Linked DNA regions of Homo sapiens: region 2 is linked to region 1. Evidence: chromatin contacts called from ENCODE Hi-C data. All regions are on one chromosome and are shown on one strand. Each heading gives the region's core, a stretch centred on a gene start or an enhancer-like site at or near the end of the contact. The rest is flanking DNA. Distances are from core to core; before and after follow the strand shown. Region 1 overlaps LOC105374870 (a long non-coding RNA gene). Region 2 overlaps EXOC2 (exocyst complex component 2).

Region 1 (6,758 bases), core at 1,762-4,261:
ACCTTATCTGGAAATAGGGTCATTGCTGATGTAGTTAGTGAAGCTAAGATGAGGTCATGCTGGAGGAGAGTGGGCCTCACTCCGTAGGGCTGGTGTCCTTCTAAGGAGAGGACACAGACCCACAGAGGGAAGTCCATGTGATGACACAGGCAGAGATGCAGTGACGCGTCTGCAAGGTGGGAGCACCGAGGGTTGCCAGCCACCACCACAAGCGCAGTGAGAGGACGACTCTGCCAGCACCGTGGTCTGGGGCTGCCGGCCTCCAGGACTGGGAAATAATACACATCTGTTGCTTTAAGCACCCAGTGTGTGGCAGTTTGTTGAGGACGACCATGGGAAACAGATTCAGATGCTGAAGCTCGTAAAGTAGAAGACATGCCCAGAGCCACTCAGCCAACAGGCAGGTTCAGCCAGGGCTCAAATGGAGGTCTTCCTGGTTCCAAAAGAATTGCGTTTCTTCTCTACTCCACATGGCCCATCTCATCCCAGATGACCAGGGGAGACACTTGATGGCAAGGCCAACCACTGCTACCCCAGGGAAGAAAACAGAGAGAGGCAGAGGGAGGAGAGAGCCTAGGAGAGCGCCCTTCCTTTGCTGAGCTTGGCAGCTGTGCAGGCAGCCTGGCCCAAAGCAATAATTATCACAAAGCATAACCACAGCTCCAATGTATAGCCAAGAAATCTCTATCTTAGGAATACAAAGTGAGTGAGACAAGGCTTAAAAATAATATTAGTAATAATAATAATATCAAATAATATCAGAATAACCCTTCCAAGTGTGCTTTGCAAACAGCTTCTTTTTTTTTTTTTTTTTTTTTTTGAGACAGAGTCTTGCTCTGTCGCCCAGGCTGGAGTGCAGTATTGTAATCTCGGCTTACTGCAACCTCTCCCTCCCGGGTTCAAGCAATTCTGCTGCCTCAGCCTCCTGAGTAGCTGGGATTACAGGTGCATGCCACCATGCCTGGCTAATTTTTGTATTTTTAGTAGACAAGGGGTTTCACTATATTGGCCATGCTGGTCTTGAACACCTAACCTCGTGATCTGCCCACATCAGCCTCCAAAGTGCTGGGATGACAGGCGTGAGCCACCACACCAGGCCGAAAACATTGTCTTGTTTTAAGAGTTGTCACTTTGGCCAGGTGAGGTGGCTCATGCCTGTAATCCCAGCACCTTGGGAGGCCGAGGTGGGCAGATCATGAGGTCAGGAATTCGAGACCAGCCTAGCCAACATGGTGAAACCCCATCTCTACTAAAAAAATACAAAAATTAGCTGGGTGCGGTGGCGTGTGCCTGTAATCCCAGCTACTTGGGAGGCTGAGGCAGGAGAATTGCTTGAACCCAGGAGGCAGAGGTTGCAGTGCGTGGAGATCACGCCACTGCACTCCAGCCTGAGTGACAGAGCAAAATTCCGTCTCGGAATTGTCACTTTTTGAGACAGTCACGGCGAATGTCACTGAGCCTGAGCAAATGCTGCTCCTTGCCAGGCTTTCTCATATGCAGGGTCTGAGGCTCAGAGGGTAAGAAACTTTCCAAAGACGCACAGCAGAGGACTGGGGATCTGGATGCTGACCTATAGGATTGAGTCCATGCCTTGTGCTGCCCTAACAGAAAGTCCTGGGAAGGGCTGAGCTCAGGATACAAGCTTTACTAGGTGCAATAAATAGGTCACTGCTGGGCTGGTTCTCCTGAGGTCTCACTATCAGCTTTGGAGAAGATGCCTTTGTTCTTTCTGACTTTTGGCCCAGGAATCTTTATTAACTACTGTGATCAGGAGAAAGAGCCTGTGACAAATTGGAGGGTTGCCTATGGGGCCTCTAGGTTGCAGGGACAGAGAGATGTGTAGAGACTGAGGGAAGCAAAGGTGCATGGGGGTGAAGGTGGTACCTCTCCCTCTGCTGGTAAACAAGAACAGCCCCTCCACAACAGCCTCCCTTCCAGATGCCTGGGGTTTGCTGCTTGGAACCAAGCACCGTAGTCATCTCCTCTCCCCTGCCCTTCCTGTTCCTCTGAAGCTGAAGTCACTTCCCTGGATGATGCCTGGATAGAAGCAGGTGAGAGGGGAAAGTGCCTTGGGTGGAGGGAAACTTGTGAGATGAAAGAGGCCTCCTGAGGGGCTGTCAATCATCTAGGGCAATCTTTTTCTTTTTCTCTCTCTCTCTTTTTATTTTAATTAAGATGGAGTCTCGCTCTGTCACCTAGGCTGGAGTGCAGTGGTGAGATCTCAGCTCACTGCAACCTCTGCCACCCGGGTTCAAGTAATTCTCCTGCCTTAGCCTCCCAAGTAGCTGGAATTACAGGCACATACCACCACACCCAGCTAATTTTTGTATTTTTAGTGGAGATGGGGTTTCACCATGTTGGCCAGGCTGGTCTCAAACTCCCAACCTCAGGTGATCCGCCCACCTTGGCCTCCCGAAGTGCTGGGATTACAGGCAAGAGCCACCGAGCCCAGCCTTGAGGGTGATCTTTATCCTTTCCCAAGTTCAGTGAGTTGTACTCAAATCCCTCCTCAGAAATCCTCTTCATAAGAAGTCTCTATTTCATCCCATGCCCCCAGTCCTTTCCTCAGTGAGCCCAGATAGGCCTAGAACTGTGAGTCAGGATTTCTTCCAAAAGGATGAAAGTTTTGATGAGTGAAGTAAATATTTTCCCAATCAAAATGAAAAGTAAGAAAAGAAGAAGAGAAAGGAGAGGAAGAAAGAAAGAGAGAGAGAGAGAGAAAGAAAAAGAAAGAAAGAAAGAAAGAAAGAAAGGAAGGAAGGAAGGAAGGAAGGAAGAAGGAGAGAAAGAGAAGAAAGAAGAGAGAGAGGGAGAGGAGGGAAGGGGAGGGGGAGGTAAAGGGACAAACTAAAAGGAAAACAGAGGGGAGGGAGAGAAAGGAAAAAGTTTGGAAACTTCCTAGGATGAGCTGACTTCCCTCTAGCTGTCCTGCTCCCTCTCCCTCTTCCTCTCCCTCTCCCTCTGCCTCTTCCCTCCCCCCATCTGTCTCTCACTCTTGCTTTTGTTCTTGTGCTTGCTCTCTCCCCGTCTCTCTTTCACTTTCTCTTTTGTTCTTGCTCTCTCTGTCTCTCTCTCTCCACCTCATTTTCCACTTTTTCACATACCATGAAGCAGAAAAGAAACTTATCTTGAAAAGATTCATCCAGGACGAGGTGTCACCCACACACTGATGACTGTTGGGGGCAGGGTGGTTAATTCTTTCACAGAGAGAAACTTCTCTCTGGGGAGAGCAGAGAGAGAAGAGGTGGAATTTTTTACTCACAGAGACTGACAAGATAAAATTAGAGAATTTGGGTCTAGAAGGCCAAGCAGTAAAAATAAATATGGAAAGAACATCCTCATGGAATGTTCCACAACCTGCGTCCTTCCCAACCCTACTGCCTTCTCTCCATGGCCCTGGAAGCTCATGTCTAGGGGGAGTTTTATCTGGGGCAGTAATGGAGAGAAGGAGGTTCTAAAAAGAACGGTTACCATCACGTAGGAGTTTTGTATTTCGGACCTCAAATCTGTGTGGACAATAACTGGAACCCTTTTGATATTCAATAACTGAAATTTATTTCTCCTTTAGTGCCCATTTCACCTGTTGGCAGAAGCTTGTTTTTAGCCACATCAGGCTCTCTAGCCCTCCCCACCCAGGACTTTGCTGACTCAAAGGCCGGATTGCTCTGTCCACAGTCTCCAGCACCCCCCGCTCCCTCTCTTGCTGGAGCCATGCTGGGTACCCAGAAACCTCATGCCCAGTCTTGGCCCATCTTCCCAAATTACTATTTCCATTTTTTCTTTCCTGGTAATTTCTTTACCCTGTAGCCATCCCCCCATTACTACTGTACCTCGAGTCCCCTGGGGCTTCAGAGAAAGTCTGCTAACAACAGAAAAGGCAGAAGCCCTGAGCCCGCATCACTCTGATCCTAAAGGAGGAGGAGAGCTCCTTAGTGGCTGCAGCCTGTTTAACTTTTGTCTGCTTTCACATGACTTCAGGACTCTGAAAGATCAAGCAAAAACCAGGATCTTGGCACAGAACAAAAGTGAAATGGCATTTTTGCCCAAATATTAATAAACGCAAATGCACACCCCTGTTGTCCCTGTTGGACATGCTGGGGGACCGTGGATTTTCTCAGTCACTAATGGGAGAAATGTAAATGATAATCAGATCTTGTGGTGGGTAACTTGGTGATTGGTGTCACAAATCTTAAAACTTTTGAGCACTTATCACTTCTGCTTGGAAGAATTATAATCCTGTGCAAAAAATTGCATATGCACCTAAAATATATGTAGAGAATATTTATTTAAGTATTGCTTAAATATTAGTTAATAATTCAACACAATCTGAAAGTCCCCAAATAGGGGATTGGCTGAATGTATTAGGGTACTTCCATAAAATGGAGGAAACATGCAGCCATGAAAGTTTGCTGTACATGATATTTCACCATATTAAAAAATCAATGATATATTGCTAAGTGCAAAATGCAATTTTTTTTTTTGAGACGGAGTCTCGCTTTGTTACCCAGGCTGGAGTGTAGTGGCACGATCTTGGCTCACTGCAAGCTCCGCCTCCCGGGTTCAAGCGATTCTCCTGCTTCAGCCTCCCGAGTAGCTGGGATTACAGGCACCTGCCACCACGTCCAGCTAATTTTTGTATTTTTAGTAGAGACGGGGTTTCACCATGTTGGTCAGGCTGGTCCCCAACTCTTGACCTCAAGTGATCCATCCTCCTCGGCCTCCCAAAGTGCTGGGATTACAGGGGTGAGCCACTGCGCCCGGCCTATTCTTTTCTTTTCATCAAATTTTTTTCTCCCACAGAAAGCCCAATAGAAAACAGCACAGTGTTAAGCCTTCTTGGCTATACAAGCTCGAAGAATACTTCACAGAAATGAAAAACCATTTGTGTTCCACACCTACCCAGGCTGGTAATGAGACAGGTGTTTTGTTTGTAGCTGAAAGTTAAAGATTATACCTCTTGCTGAATTCGAAATGAGTTCACCAAAAAACAAAGCAAAACCTTCCAAAACAAACAAAAGATCCACCACGCCCCATGTGTTGTTTCAGTAAATCCACTTTCTTGCTGACTGTCTCGCTCCTCCTCATTGTTCTTCCTATAAAATGGATCACTTGGCCCACAAGCACATGAGCCAAACAGATCTTAATGATCACTGGCGACATTGAAATCCAAGAACACAGGAGCTGTTGAAGCCTGAGACCAAATCTGGGAAGGGAGAATTGAAAAGGACAAGAAAATCGTCCCACAAAGGATTTGAACACACACGGAAGTGGCATGTTAAAACGATATGTGCACCATGAAGAATCTTGAAGAGAAAATTGTAGTTGGGAAGTTTCTTAGTAAGGGGAGAGGGAGTTCTTACTATATACATTATATTAACATATTAACGTTAATCAATATTAATTTCTGGAAGAATATACTTCACTAAAATGAAAAAAGGTTTGATGTTGAAGAAATTGAGACACAAAAGAGAATCCATTTATTTAACTTGGGGAGTTAGTTTCACTTTGGTTTATTTATGATATTTCAATATGCTGACTTTAATTTTTTTGGATACGCTATATTAGTACATATTTGTGGGGTACATGCACAGAATGTGTGATGATCTAGTCAAGATATTGATCATTTCCACGTGTTGGGTACACATCAAGTCCTCTCTTGTAGCTATTCTGAAATACATAATACATTGTGTTAACTATAGCCACACTGCTCTGTTATCAAACATTAGAACTTATTAAATGGAAAGATACCCAGCACTTGGGGAAGCCGAGGCAGGCGGATCATTTGAGATTGGGAGTTCAAGACCAGCCTGGCCAACATGGTGAAACCCCATCTCTACTAAAAATACAAAAAAATTAGCCTGGCGTAGTGGTGTGCACCTATAGTCCCGGCTACTTGGGAGGCTGAGGCAGGAGAATTGCTTGAACCCAGGAGGCGGAGGTTGCAGTGAGCTGAGATCGTGTCACTGGGAGACAGAGTTAGACTCTGTCTCAAAAAAAAAGAAAAGAAAAGACACAAAGGCACACTCTTATTTTATGAATAAATGTCTCCTCAGTCAGAGGCAGATGCTTGTCCATACGCTGCAGTTACCACTGTGAGTGGCAGTGAAGACGCACCAGAGGCACAGCCCTGTTAGTCATTCTAGGGCTGGTTTTTGTCCATCCCTAAGACTGCAGTTCATTAGATGAAGTTGAAATAGCTCCTTACTGTGGAACTACGAAGAGAAGTAACCGCCTCACTCGGCTTGCTGGTCTAGTGCTGGAGAACGAGGTTATAGGTGTATCTTTGACCACTGTGGGACGTGGGCCCTCATCTTCCAGAGGGACAAAAATTACAAGATCTCAGAGTTGCCTCGGGATTGTTGAAAGATCAAAATCAGACAATGGGCCAGTGCAGGGTATTGTTATCACTGGGTGTCAGGAGCTGATGGCTACCAGAATTTAAATGAAGGGCCTTCAGAATGAACGCTGTTGACAATGCCATCGATCGTTTCCCTCCTTCTGAGTCCACCCTTGACGAGGGCCACAGCCTGGCTTCTGTCATAGAACTCCCATGGTACTTTCCATGAAGTTAAGAAAGTCATTGTACACCTCCCAGCACTTTTATTTCTGCTGAATAAAATCTCCCTCTCCTGGCCTTGGAAACTGCTACAGCTCACTAACCCTCTATCCTCAGAAACAGCCCTTCCAGCAACGCTGGCGGGCACCTGCCCATATCCTCAGGGAATTCCACTGGACTTTCCCAGTTCCTCCCTGGCCTC
Region 2 (6,758 bases), core at 2,493-4,992, 450 kb after region 1:
AACCTGTGACAGCTCCTCCTGATCTTCAATACAATTCATGCTAAGGAAAACAATCAGATAAATCCAAATTAACCAAACATCTAAGCAGAACAACTCCTTTTCTATCGGTCACCTCTGGGTGACAAGAGGTCCAGTTCAAATCTGACCTTTAACTGAAAGGTCCAAGAGGTGAAAAGTTTGATATTCTATTACTGCTTCCACACAGAATTACACGAAAACCAGAAATTCTAATTTGTAGGTGCAGATCTTTAATGCTGTGTCTCCTTTCTCCCCCCACCAAAGAAGTATTTTAAATGTTTAAACCAAAATGAGTTTTGCCCCTAATAAATTTTAAAATATTACTAAGATATTTATAATGAAAGTTACCAGAGAAACTTGTTTTTCAACTATCCTTTAGTCCTATAAAAACTAGGCCAAAACTCATTTAAGCTTGATTTTTCCATTTAAAAAATCCAGCCATAAAAGAGAATGGGATAGTACTGAGAATATATAAAACAATTCTAACTTTTCAGTTCTAATGAAAAGTGCAAATAAAGGTAGTAATCTTTTTCTTAAAGATAACCTTGTTTTCACAGAAATGCACTTGGAAATAGGGTTTTTAAAGTGCTGTCAAGGTACTGTGGTTCTACAGATACTTTGCTTCTCTGCCCTTGCAAGAGAATCAACTGCTCTGGAGGATAATTCCCCCTTTAGTTACCAGAGAGCAAAACCCTGGTCCTTTTCCTGCTCACTGCTAACTCCTGGAGGATTTTGCCCAGTAAAAGCTAAGGTAGAAATGGAGGGAATCTGTTCAGTCAGGATTTATTCATTTAGAGTTCTACATCGAATTTTAAACAACCAATTAGCACCGGCATTGGTGAAACTCCAGAAGGGCTGGGAACAGGAACCTGCATGACACAGCACTGCAGAAAAGTGCTGGTGACTAACAGCCAGTCACACATAGGGCACTTCTATCCAACACAAGCCTTGACCATTCCGCAGTTCCTATTAAATATTTCCCAGTTTCTTTTTTTTTTTTTTTTTTGAGACGGAGTCTCGCTCTGTCACCCATGCTGGAGTGCAGTGGCAGGATCTGGGGTCACTGCAAGCTCTGCCTTCCGGGTTCATGCCATTCTCCTGCCTCAGCCTCCCGAATAGCTGGGACTACAGGCAACCACTACCACGCCCGGCTAATTTTTTTGTATTTTTAGTAGAGACAGGGTTTCTCTGTGTTAGCCAGGATGGTCTAGATCTCCTGACCTCGTGATCTGCCCGCCTTGGCCTCTCAAAGTGCTGGGATTACAGGTGTGAGCCACCGCGCCCGGCCCCGAGTTTCTAAAATACAAGTTCATTTCCACACATGATTACTTAACTATAACCATCATTTATCAGTATTTTTTCCTCTCTCTCTCTCTCCAAAGAATTTTCACTTCCTAGGTAAAAGTCATACAGTAATGACTAACAATATTATGCATATATTATGTCATAATTGACATAAAAGGCCACATATATGATTCCACTTATATGAAAGTTCAGAATAAGTAAATCCATGGATGCAGAAAGTGGGAAAGGATTGATAATGGATTCAGGGTTTTCTCCGGGTGTGATGAAACTGTTCTGGACTTAGATAATGGTGATGGTTGTACAACTTTGTGAATAACTGTGCTTCAGAATTCCTCTGAGCATTAGTTTAACATCATTAGCACCATAAACACAGAACCCCAAAAAACTGAACACAAAAAGAAATACAGGATGGTATCATTTTTTAAAAAGTGCCCAACATGACTAAATTCCTGAAGTCTGATTCCAGATCAGTTGAGGCAAAGGTACACCAGGGCGAGGAGTGAAAAGGTACCAGGAGGGTAGGAGAAAGCTTTACCCTCGCAGTGATGGAAACAGAGCTCAGGTACTGAAACCCAGGGTGAAGAGTAGCAAATAAAGCAGCAGAACAACTCCAAGCTAAACAGACTGACCTTGCGGGAAGATGTGAGTGGCCTAGACTTTCTAATCCTTGACAAACATCAACACCACCAACTCCATTCCAGCAAGACTGCCAGGAAGACATGAAAATAAAGAAGCTAAACAATGCAAAATCCCAAGTGATATCAAGAGTCTACATATGTTTATTCAAATAACAAAATACTTGACCATCTCAACAATAATGTTCAGGAATGAGAGAGGAACAAAATCAAGAAAATATTACTAAGCTATTCATAATGAAAGGATTGGATAAAAAGATATTCTCCTAAATTTATACTACTACATAAAAACAAAGTTTCATTTGTCTCGACTTGTCAAATCTTTAGGATGAAATAAACCAATATCACCGCTGACAAATATAATAACTATGGTAAACAGGCATGCCAAAATCAATGCAGAGTTTCAGAAAAGGTCAAGAAACCAACCGTCAGCTTAAATTGGTTAATTTCATTAAAACTGTTAAACATGACAGGATGTCGCTAACTCCCAGGTTCTTTTATATGAGCAAAGTTGGATTAATTTGACCCAAATTTTGTATAATAGCTTTTCCAATTTCCAAAAATACATCAACTTTGTCACTGATCTTACAAATTCTGCTTTCCTTCTCTAGCTCTATCTCAAAAGAAGCTTCTCGAAGGCCATAAATCTTGACATAGTGAAAGCAAAATAATCACAGCACTCAACAGTGCCGTTAACATTTCTGAGCCGTGAGGGATTAAGCAGGCAGATGCTATGGAAAGTGCCTGTCAGGAAAGGACAGCCCAGAGTTCAGAACGCACCGCAGCTGCGAAGGATTGAAGCTGCTAGCTATGGAATCAAGCTCAGGAGAAACTCTGGGCACAATTCCGGCATCCGAAATAAATTAAAGTAAACAGTGTTGCTCTCTCTCTCATCCACCCTGTTAGCAGCCTCTCGGCTGAGCGGGAGACCACACACTCGGACCACACAGCGCCAGCTGAACTCCCTCGCACGCAACATCTACAAGCTGTCACTCTGCAGCAGCCCAGAGAGGGAGAAGGATGAGGTTAGGGAGGGGGAGACAGGACCGCAGGAAGAGGGGGAGGGGAGACAGGAGAGTCTTCCCTATGTGCAGCTGGAGAGAGTGATGTGTGGTTTAGAGAAGGGGGAGGGGTGGAATCCATAAACCTCCCTGAGAAAACAAGCTGGTCATGGCCTTGTGTAGTCTTGACCTGTACTCCCCCATACCAATTTAGTAGCTGATGAAGGATTAACAAAGCATCCATTTAACATCAATTAACCTCCTATCCATCACAGGTCAAAAGAGAAAATTACTATTACAAAAGCATTTCACTAAAATCAAGACAAAAGGCCACATTTTCTTACAATTTATACTGTACACTTAAGTAAATACATTTTCCTTATAGATATACTATATTAATTTTAAACCATCTGCCTCTTTTCCTTTAATGAAGCATACAGGGATGGATTTAAAGTGTTTTCTGCAACAGAAGTCAGAAAATTTTAATTCTATAATTTTCCCATATTTAATTTCTCAAATTAAAACTGTGGCACAATTTTAATTTTCCAAAATATTTACTACTAGAAAAAAAGACAGTAAGTTGTCATTTTTCACAGAACTTCAGACTAAAAATACACAGAAAAAGTTAGCAGTAATAATATAAAGAAAAAAATCAGAAATGAAACCACAACTGAAAGTAGTTTTAGAATCATAAAAGCAGTACTTTTTACTATTTAGTAATGAAGAGTTTCGCTGATTTCAACAGCAGACAAGAAATCTGAACAAAATGAGTGATCACGGTCTCACCTTGTCATGCTCCCAGATGTTCTTCTCAGCTAGAGAAGGCCAGGAACCAGAAAAATACAGAAGTTCTGACTCACTGAAGACTAGGATAACCTCTACTCAACAGGCCACGGAAGGCCTCATGATGTGAAAACACTATTTCGCTAACAGATCAGACTATAGAAAGGTGATTTTCCCCACAATCATTTGAAAACACACACACACACACACACACACAACCCTCCCAAACGTCCACCCTTCCCCATATATGCCTCAACCTGGCAGCACTGGCATCACCAGGGAACAAATCAAGCAGAATCTCAGTAGCCTTAGCTGTCCAGAACCACTTTGGGTCCAGAGGACCCCAGAAGAATCCTGTTGCAGAGCTGCCTAGTGAGTTTCAACAGTAAAATTAGGCTCAGCCAACTCTCAGGGCACCATAAAATATAATCAAAGTAGAGAATTCACCAAATCTTTCTAGAGTCAGGCCCAACCTAACCTAAGACAGACTTGTCCCTGCTGGGCTGGGTTGGGCTGGACCCAAAGGGATTGCCCAGAGATATTGGGGAAAGGGTTCGGGAAAATGGTGATTTTCTTCCCCAGTTCTCTATAAACACAGACTCCACACTTCCTGAGTGAGATCAAGTGCAAGTTACATTAGCACTGCCACAAATTCTACCATATAACAGCACACAGTGGGACAAGTCTCAGAGACAGGGTCATGAACTCTGTAATCCAGTTTTCCAAATTAATCCTCTTGCTCCTCCTGCTCCATCCCCAAATCATAGTTAACAAAAATACAAGCATGCACAGATCTGAAAGAACTCATAGGGGCCAAATTGTATAGAGTTACGGCCTGATAAGGGCAGAAGACTCGCTGGGTCTCAGAAGGGCCATTTGCAGAAGGGGAGGACTGAACAGGTAAGAAGTAATGTATCCTGCTTTCCTGGACCTCTTTTTTTTTTTTTTTTTTTTTTTTGAGACGGAGTCTTGCTCTGTCGCCAGGTTGGACTGAACAGGTAAGAAGTAATGTATTAATGTATCCTGCTTTCCTGGACCTCTTTTTTTTTTTTTTGAGACGGAGTTTTACTCTGTCACTAGGCTGAAGTGCAGTGGGGCTCACTGCAACCTCCGACTCCTTGGTTCAAGCGATTCTCCTGCCTCAGCCTCCCAAGTAGCTGGGATTACAGGCATGCGCCACCATGCCCAGCTAATTTTTTTGTATTTTTAGTAGAGACGGGGTTTCATCATATTGGCCAGGATGGTCTCAAACTCCTGACCTCATGATTCGCCCTCCTCGGCCTCCCAAAGTGCTGGGATTACAGGTGTGAGCCGCCGCGCCCGGCCTCCTGGACCTCTTTTTATACTTCTTTTCCTTCTCTACCTCTACAAACAAAAAAATACATGAACTACTATCTATGGTTTCAAATGAAAGCATATTTGTTTATATTTTAATTCTTTTGGGAAAATAATCCAATAATTTAAACCATATAACTGATAAATGACACTTGATTTTTATTTATTTATTTTAGGAATGGGAATAAAGGCCTTCCCTCCCTCTACAATGTTTGGAGGTGAGAGATTAAGGGGACGAGAATGTGCATGAGATGACTAGGAAGGAATACTGGAAGCCAGACAAGTATATAGGGAATGCCTGACAACTTAGCTCTCAGAGCCCCCATAAAAGAGATCTGTTATATATATACCGGATTACTCAGCTGTTCTCATAAAACAAGCACTGGATTCTATCTTAATTGGAAAAGTTACTTAGAGGTCTGCTTTATTCCCCCAGGAACCATAAAGCCCTCTGCCTTAGCATGCCATGTCTCCTCCTAGAGGACAAGGACTGTCACTATGTTGCACAGGGAAAGGCTGCAGGTCTAAAGGTGACTGGACTTCCAACCGATGCCACTGGACATTGATGACATGTCAAAAATGAACCAGGCCAGTGCAAATTCATCCCCCTCCATCCACCCCCAACAAATAAATGAAGACAAAAACTTCAAAGAAGATACACTACTTAATAGGAAAACAAAAGAGTTTCATACAAGAGCACAGCATTATTTATTCACAAATCTATTGCCAGTAGTACCCAATGCCCTACTACTCTTATTAGATCTATATGCATAGATAAAAACAGTAAGTCTTAGTATTTTAGGAAGTATAGTTTTTCAGAAAAAAAGATGTCAGGGTTTTATTTTCCCAGAAAGACAGATCACCTGAACAAGATTGAAGAAGTCATTATCAAATAATATTCTTTTTTTTTTTTTTTTTTTTTTTGAGACAGGGTCTCACTCAGTCACCCAGGCTGCTGGAGTGCAGTGGTGCAATCATAGCTCACTGCAGCCTCAGGTGATCCAGGCTCAAGTGATCCTCCCACTTCAGCCTCCTGAGTAACTGGGACCACAGACATGTACCACCACACTCGGCTAACTTTTTTCTAATTTTTGTAGAAAAGGGGCCTCATTATGTTGCCCAGGCTGGTCTCAAACTCCTGGGCTCAAGCTATCCTTCCACCTCGGCCTCTCAAAGTGCTGGGATTACAGGCACTGAGCCACTGAACTTATCCTCAAATAATATTTATTTGTATCTTTACCTAGTCCGTCAAGATGATTTGCGATACAATGACTAGTCACCCAGATCCTCAAAAGATGACAGTATTGGACTCCTATACCCCAGAAAAACAGAAAAACTAGGGCTGTGAAAAGGAAACATCCTTGGATTTATTCAGTCAAATAAATGTTTATTATACACTTGCTATGTCCCAGGCATTACCCTGAAGAAATGACAGGAACAAGATTTTGTGACCAGAAGCTCAAGAATGACTTTGGCCTTCAGGAGAGTGATCGTAGCTGAAACCAGACAGCACTGGGATGGGTGAGAAGTTGGCTACAAACAACTATTTTAAGAAATGTGGCAGGAAAGTGAAAAAGAGAGGAATTTTAAAAGGGCAATGTGAAATCAAGGGAGGATTCTAGTTTTTTCTGTTTTACTTTATTCTTGTCTGTCTCTAAGCATGTATAAAGGCCAACAGAAG

The links. Hi-C counts contacts between places; a loop is a spot of excess contacts on that map. Pooled maps may share reads with other maps.
Region 2: a pooled map shows a loop between it and region 1 (4-fold over the local background). The contact joins two enhancer-like sites. A Hi-C loop is called at or near these places in 2 of 37 single-sample maps with no recorded cell type and 9 of 50 pooled maps.

The regions. Positions count from the first base shown.
Region 1 is chr6:233,065-239,822 of GRCh38, forward strand. It overlaps LOC105374870 (a long non-coding RNA gene), which reads left to right. Exons shown (of 3, transcript XR_926357.3): 2 at 1,939-2,051; 3 at 3,569-4,070. Among named protein-coding and RNA genes, the nearest start is that of LINC03066, 31 kb to the left of the region's middle. RefSeq lists an enhancer at 2,970-3,059. Within about 2 kb of position 3,012, at least 10 of the 41 ENCODE cell types and tissues checked have a DNase peak (open chromatin) inside an H3K27ac peak, as active enhancers do.
Region 2 is chr6:681,194-687,951 of GRCh38, forward strand. The region is part of intron 1 of EXOC2 (exocyst complex component 2); the gene reads right to left. Among named protein-coding and RNA genes, the nearest start is that of EXOC2, 8.6 kb to the right of the region's middle. RefSeq lists enhancers at 2,758-2,837, 3,597-3,676. Within about 2 kb of position 3,743, at least 9 of the 41 ENCODE cell types and tissues checked have a DNase peak (open chromatin) inside an H3K27ac peak, as active enhancers do.